Regions from separate parts of the Homo sapiens genome. Here region 2 is linked to region 1. A link is an interaction called in ENCODE POLR2A ChIA-PET data of the cell type or tissue named here. Cell type or tissue: MCF 10A. All regions are shown on one strand. Links, peaks and the distances in the headings refer to the core of each region. The heading gives the core; the rest is flanking DNA.

The links. Peaks named below come from ENCODE experiments on the same cell type or tissue, not always from the same donor. Only the 100,000 strongest peaks of a DNase experiment are listed, where the experiment ranks them.
Region 2: POLR2A ChIA-PET joins it to region 1 with 5 read pairs; 3 of 35 experiments call an interaction of 5 or more read pairs at or near these places.

What each region holds. Positions count from the first base shown.
Region 1 is chr4:73,855,299-73,858,220 of GRCh38, forward strand. No RefSeq gene overlaps it. Among named protein-coding and RNA genes, the nearest start is that of PF4V1, 3.5 kb to the left of the region's middle. In MCF 10A, for the core only: no CTCF peak of the experiment used is centred there; a DNase peak (open chromatin) is centred at 1,423.
Region 2 is chr4:73,733,354-73,736,275 of GRCh38, forward strand. No RefSeq gene overlaps it. Among named protein-coding and RNA genes, the nearest start is that of CXCL8, 5.8 kb to the right of the region's middle. In MCF 10A, for the core only: no CTCF peak of the experiment used is centred there; no DNase peak of the experiment used is centred there.

The DNA.
Region 1 (2,922 bases), core at 301-2,800:
ACAGATAGGATTAAGATCTATGATAAAATACAGATGGTACAGTTCAATCTCTGTGGTGGGCTGGAAGGGAGGGAGGTACCTAGGATGACAAATTGATTAAAATAAACAAAATTTACAGAGACTTGTGAATATCATCTAAAATTTCCACATCCACATTGCAAATTAGTATTATTCCTATTATAGAGATGAGGTGACAGTCTTGGGAAGGACGCAGCTTGTTCAGAGGCTGAGCAGATCATTCTGACTCCCTACTTCCTGCTCTTGCTTTCACATTGTGCTGTCTTTCACACAGGAAAGTGGCATGTTAGCGAATTCCATGAACTAGCTGTTGAAGGTGGAGTAGGAATTTGTTGGCGGGGGGGGGCAGGCGGGCAATGGGAAGACTGGAACTGCCTCAAGATAAATAACAAGTAGAAAGACACAAGATCATTTTAAGTCATTTGCATGTTTGTACAACAGTTCATAGCACTGCAGGGTTGGAGTATCTATGGGGAGAGAGAATGAACAAGGGTCTCCCAACCAGTTTTTGCCCACTTAGTGTTTTTTATCTTCAGTATAACTTAATGTACTACCACCCAAACTATCTTTCCAAAACCCAAATATTTCATTTCCCTGAATAAAATATTCAAGATCCGAAGTCCTTAACCTGGCATCCCAGGCTGCGCTACACTCACTTTCCCTCTGTGCCTTAGTTTTCATATGTGTGAAATGAGGACATTATGAGTGTCTAACTTTATGGATTGATTATCTTAAGGACTAAACAGAGGATGCATGCAAAACATTTGGCACAGTTCCTTATATACAGTCTGAGCTTAAAAATTAACAACGATTAATTGTATTATAGTATTATATTACCGGTATCAATATTTCTCTTAATGTACCATTCCAGTTAGTCTGGAGTGTTGAGTAAGAATTTTTTATTTTTTATTTTTTTGTAAGACAGTGTCTCACTCTGTTGTCCAGCAACCTCTGCCACCCAGGTTCAAGTGATTCTCATGCCTCAGCCTCCTGTGTAGCTGGGATTATAGGCAAGTGCCACCAAGCCCAGCTAATTTTTCTATTTTTAGTAGAGACAGGTTGGTCTCAAACTCCTGGCCTCAAGTGATCCACCGGCCTCAGCCTCCCAAAGTGCTTGGATTACAAGCATGAGCCACTGCGCCTGGCCTGAGTAAGGAATTTAACAGAGGGTTGTTTTTTTTTTTGTAATAGGTAGCAAAAAAAATTGCAATAGCAATGAAATTGCTCAAAACAAATGAACTTTGAAGGAGAAAATACTGGAAATCAGATGTGTGTGGTGTGATTTTGTTTTTGCTGCTTTCCTTTTTGTTGCCTGTCTCAAACAGCATACTTAGCTTTATTTAATAATTTGTTGATGTGACTTTTAAAGGGTCAAAAGAGCAAAACAAATTTTGCCAAGTCAAACAATCCTGGAATGCTGGTGCCTCATACATTCTTGCTTCAGAATGACTTTGGTCTAACTGTCCTGAGAACACTTTTGAGTCATGTATTAATCTGTTTTGCATTGCTATAATGGAATACCTGAGGTAATTTATTAAATTAAAAAAAAAGAAGCTTATTTGGCTCACAGTTCTGCAGTCTGTACAAGCATGACACCAATGTCTGCTCAGCTTCTGGTGAGGCCTCAGGAAGCTTTTACTCATGGTGGAAGGCAAAGGGGGAGCAGGCATTTGTGATGGTTAATACTGAGTGTCAACTTGATTGGATTGAAGGATACAAAGTATTGATTCTTCACATGTCTGTGAGGGTGTGGCCAAGGAAGATTAACATTTGAATCAGTGGGCTGGGAAAGGTAGACCCACTCTTAATCTTGGTGGGCACAATCTAATCAGCTGCCAGTGCGGCTAGTATATAAGCAGGCAAAAAAAATGTGAAAAGAGAAACTGGCCTAGCCTCCCAGCCCACATCTTCCTCCCATGCTGGATGCCTCCTGCCCTCAAATATTGGACCCCAAGTCCTTCAGTTTGGGGGCTCGGACTGCTTCTCCTTCCTCCTCAGCTTGCAGACAGCCTATTGTGGGACCTTGTGATCGTGTGAGTTAATACTTAATAAACTCCCCTGTGTATATATATGTATATATTTTTTCCAGCCCAGCTGGAAAGTTAAATCTTCTGGACTACAATGTTCCTTTAATCTCAGTCTCCATCCCTGACCTGGGGTTGGAGTCTCGAGGAAAACCATGAACAACAGCTTCTGTGGTAAAGATGCCACACCAAATCGGATGTTGTCTGGATTGTTGAATATATATGGAATACACACACACACACACACACACACACATGCACACACACACATATTCCATTAGTTCTATCCCTCTAGAGAGCCCTGACTAATACAGTGTGTCACATAGTGAGAGAAAGGGAGCAAGAGAGAAGGAAGTGCCCGATTCCTTTAAATAGCCAGTTTTGTGAAGTAACAGAGTGAGAACTCATTCATTACCGTGTGGAGGGCACCAAGCCATGCATGAGAAATCTTCTCCCATGACCCAAACACCTCCCACTAGGCTCCACTTCCAACACTGGGGGCCACGTTTCAACATGAGATCTGGAGGGAACGCACATCCAAACTGTATTAAGTTACTGCCTTTATCTGCATGGGCATGGGGAGAGGGCTTTGCTCCTTGGAAAATCCCAAGCGACACAGCAACTCCCTGTTGTTGTTTCAACATTCATGGAGTAATAAAGATTCAGTGCACTTAAACTCCCCTCTAGATGGAGGCAGTCAGCATAAAATGTCCACAAATTAGGGACTTACCACATAGTCATGGTGTCTATCAATGAAACAAAACCATCAAAGGACATTTTGACCTTGCAAGTTGTTCTGTATTTTTATTATTGCTTTTTTTCCTTCTAAGACCTTTGTGGTAAAATAAGTTCCTCTGTAATGCATAGGATATTGAAGACT
Region 2 (2,922 bases), core at 196-2,695, 120 kb before region 1:
CAGTCAAAAAACATTCTAAATGAGTTTTGAGATAAATGCTAGATGAGAGAATAAGCCACCTAAAAATGAAAAGGGCTCAAATCTGGAAATCAGACAATTTGGGGGCACCAGGTTATACTGAAAGAGATAAAGAAGTTTTATGTCCTTATTTTGCCATAAATTTGAGGAATGCTGAGAGATTGGCCAGTATCTCAAAACTCATACACAATCTGAATTATTTTTTAATTTTGTTTTCTTTTTATGTGAAATAATTATGTAGCTTTTCTTGAATATATCTATTTTGGGGAAATGAAGAGAATTATGGAAGAACTAAAATGTAACCCTTCTCTTCAGCCTCCTTTTGCCATTGACACTGCTTTTCAGTAGATTTGTGAAGGAGGCTACCTCAGTTGAAAGTAGTACTCAGTTTTGATCTTTTTCTAGATGGATTTGGGTCTTACTCTTATAGGTCACAAGAATATGAAAGGTCACTCAAATCTTGCCTTTATATACCATGAGTGTTCTCTTCCTCCTCATTCTGCTCCTTATCCATCTCCACTTTCTCTTTTGAAAACTTCAAAAAACGTTTTCTGAATTCTGTCCAGGACATATCCAGAAAGAGCAGGCACCATTCAGAAAATGCCACTTCTCTTTCAATTGATTTGACTTAAAGGTAGTACACATAGGATTAGCTCATTATTGTCAAATGTAATACCTCCAACTTACCCTTTACTGATTTTAGCCCTTAGGGGTTTATAAGGGAGTTCAGTAAACTCCCTGAAACTTCATGCCAGCATTCATCCTTGAGGCTGAGCAGAAGGTATAAAACTTTCATTATATTTTCAAAGACTTAAATGGTTAAAGTAAGAAAGGTTAAGAACCACTGAGATAATACTTAAAATGGAAGCTAAACTGTTTTAGTCTTAGCACAGTCAACGTTAATTAGACAAAACCTATAGAACACCATTTATATTCACTCTCTGGCCTCCAGAAACAGTGTGTGGTCCCTTGGAGTCTCCACAGTTCTGTGAAATGCAGTTGATGGGAAAGAGCAAGCAGCAGAGCCTCTCCCCCAGTGGTGGACTTCAGTTGCCAGGACTTCCCGCATGCTGCTCACCATCCTTTATGCCACTGTATCCTAACCTGTTATTTCTTACCCTTGCCTTCAAGGAGCCTAGAAGATATCGGATGGTTAATTCACCAGTGGAATGAAACTGCTGTTTGGCTGCACAGTTTACTGCTTTATCTATCCACCACTGCTAAATTAGAGCACTAACTAAAACTGTATTTTCCATGCTAAGTTCTTCTCTGTTCATGGAAATAAAATAATTGTCCCCAAGGGAGAACAAAAACAAAGATAAGCATTTTCGTTTTCTTTCGTTGACATTGTTCTTGTTTGGATAGGTTGCAAGAACTGGGAAATTTCTGCTTTCATTCAAGAAATGTTTGTAGAACATTGTTACATGCAGGCACTAATCTGGAAGCTGGAACACAGTCTAAATAAAGCAGTTGTAGTCTCTGATTTTGTGGAATTTCCAGTCAAGTGGGTGAGACAAATATCAATAAATGGTTACACAAATGGGTGGAGAGCTCATCATTTCAATGGAATCCATCAATGTGGAATGTCTATGTGGGTTAAACTTTGTCTTAAATACTTCAGTCACCCCAAGGCCAAAGTGAGGAGAAAGATGCAGTTAAGATGAAGCTCATATTGTGAAACAAAAACTTTAAAAATAAAAGTTTTAGGAGAGTTGTGAGAAACAAAATATAGAAATTATAGCATAGTAACTGCTTTTTTTCCCTAAGTCACTTTCTTCAAGTTGCTAAGAGTTTTATCTCAACTGAGCTTTTAAAAATTTTACATCTATTTATAAAAATAATAGATCAAAATAATAAAGAAACTTTTGAGAAAATAAGAAAAACATCACTACATATCACTACAGAATCATAACCACCTTTGAATCAGCATGAAAACTTTTCTTTTTTTCCCTTAGTCATTTGACTTATTGCTTGGTGTGAGTCTTGTTTACCACAAGACACAATTAAATGCACGCATCAGTTCAGTCATTTCTAACATAGCAACTTCCCTTTTTGCCAAGTGATCTCATTTCCTATTTTTTTGGAAAGAAATACTAGTAACATGTAACGTGATCACTGCCATGTCAAAGATACATTTTTTTTGTAAACATTGGAGTAAATAATGCCTAAGTGTTTTAGAATAAATCTAATAAAGAAATTAGGTCTACACATAATTTTGTTTTACTTTTTTTTTTTTTTCTTGCGACAGGCTCTCTGTCACCCAGGCTGGAGTACAGTGGCATGATAACAGCTCCCTGCAGCCTCGACCTCCCTGGCTCAAGTGATCTTCCCACCTCAGCCTCCTGAGTAGCTGGGACTACAGGCATGCACCACCACGCCCGGCTAATATTTGTATATTTTTGTAGAGACAGAGTTTCATCATGTTGCCCAGGCTAGTCTTGAACTCCTGGGCTCAAGTGCTCCACCTGAATTGGCCTTCCAAATTACAGGCATAGCCACCACAGTGAGCCCTTTTTTTTTTTTAATAAATTTAACAAAGAAAAGAAATAGCTACAAGTAAATATTTACTTTTTTTTTTCATATTGAAGATTGGCTGATCTTAGCCTTTCTAAGTCCTTAATAAATGCCTGTTTACACAACTGGTGTCTTCCCCTAAACCTAAACTTCAAACTTCAAACTCCAAACTCCACCGATTTGGATAGTATTAGAAATGGCATTCATATTAATGGTTATAGTACATTTTTTTACATGTGAATGCAAATGGAATTGTTAGGCATTAAAAAAGAAAGCTTATATAGTGGAAGAAAATAAAGCATCTAGACATAAGCTTTAAGAGATCTATTGTGTTAATACAGCTTTACTTTTTGAGTGGTAAGCTTTTAAAAAGAAATGTGGTGCTCTAAC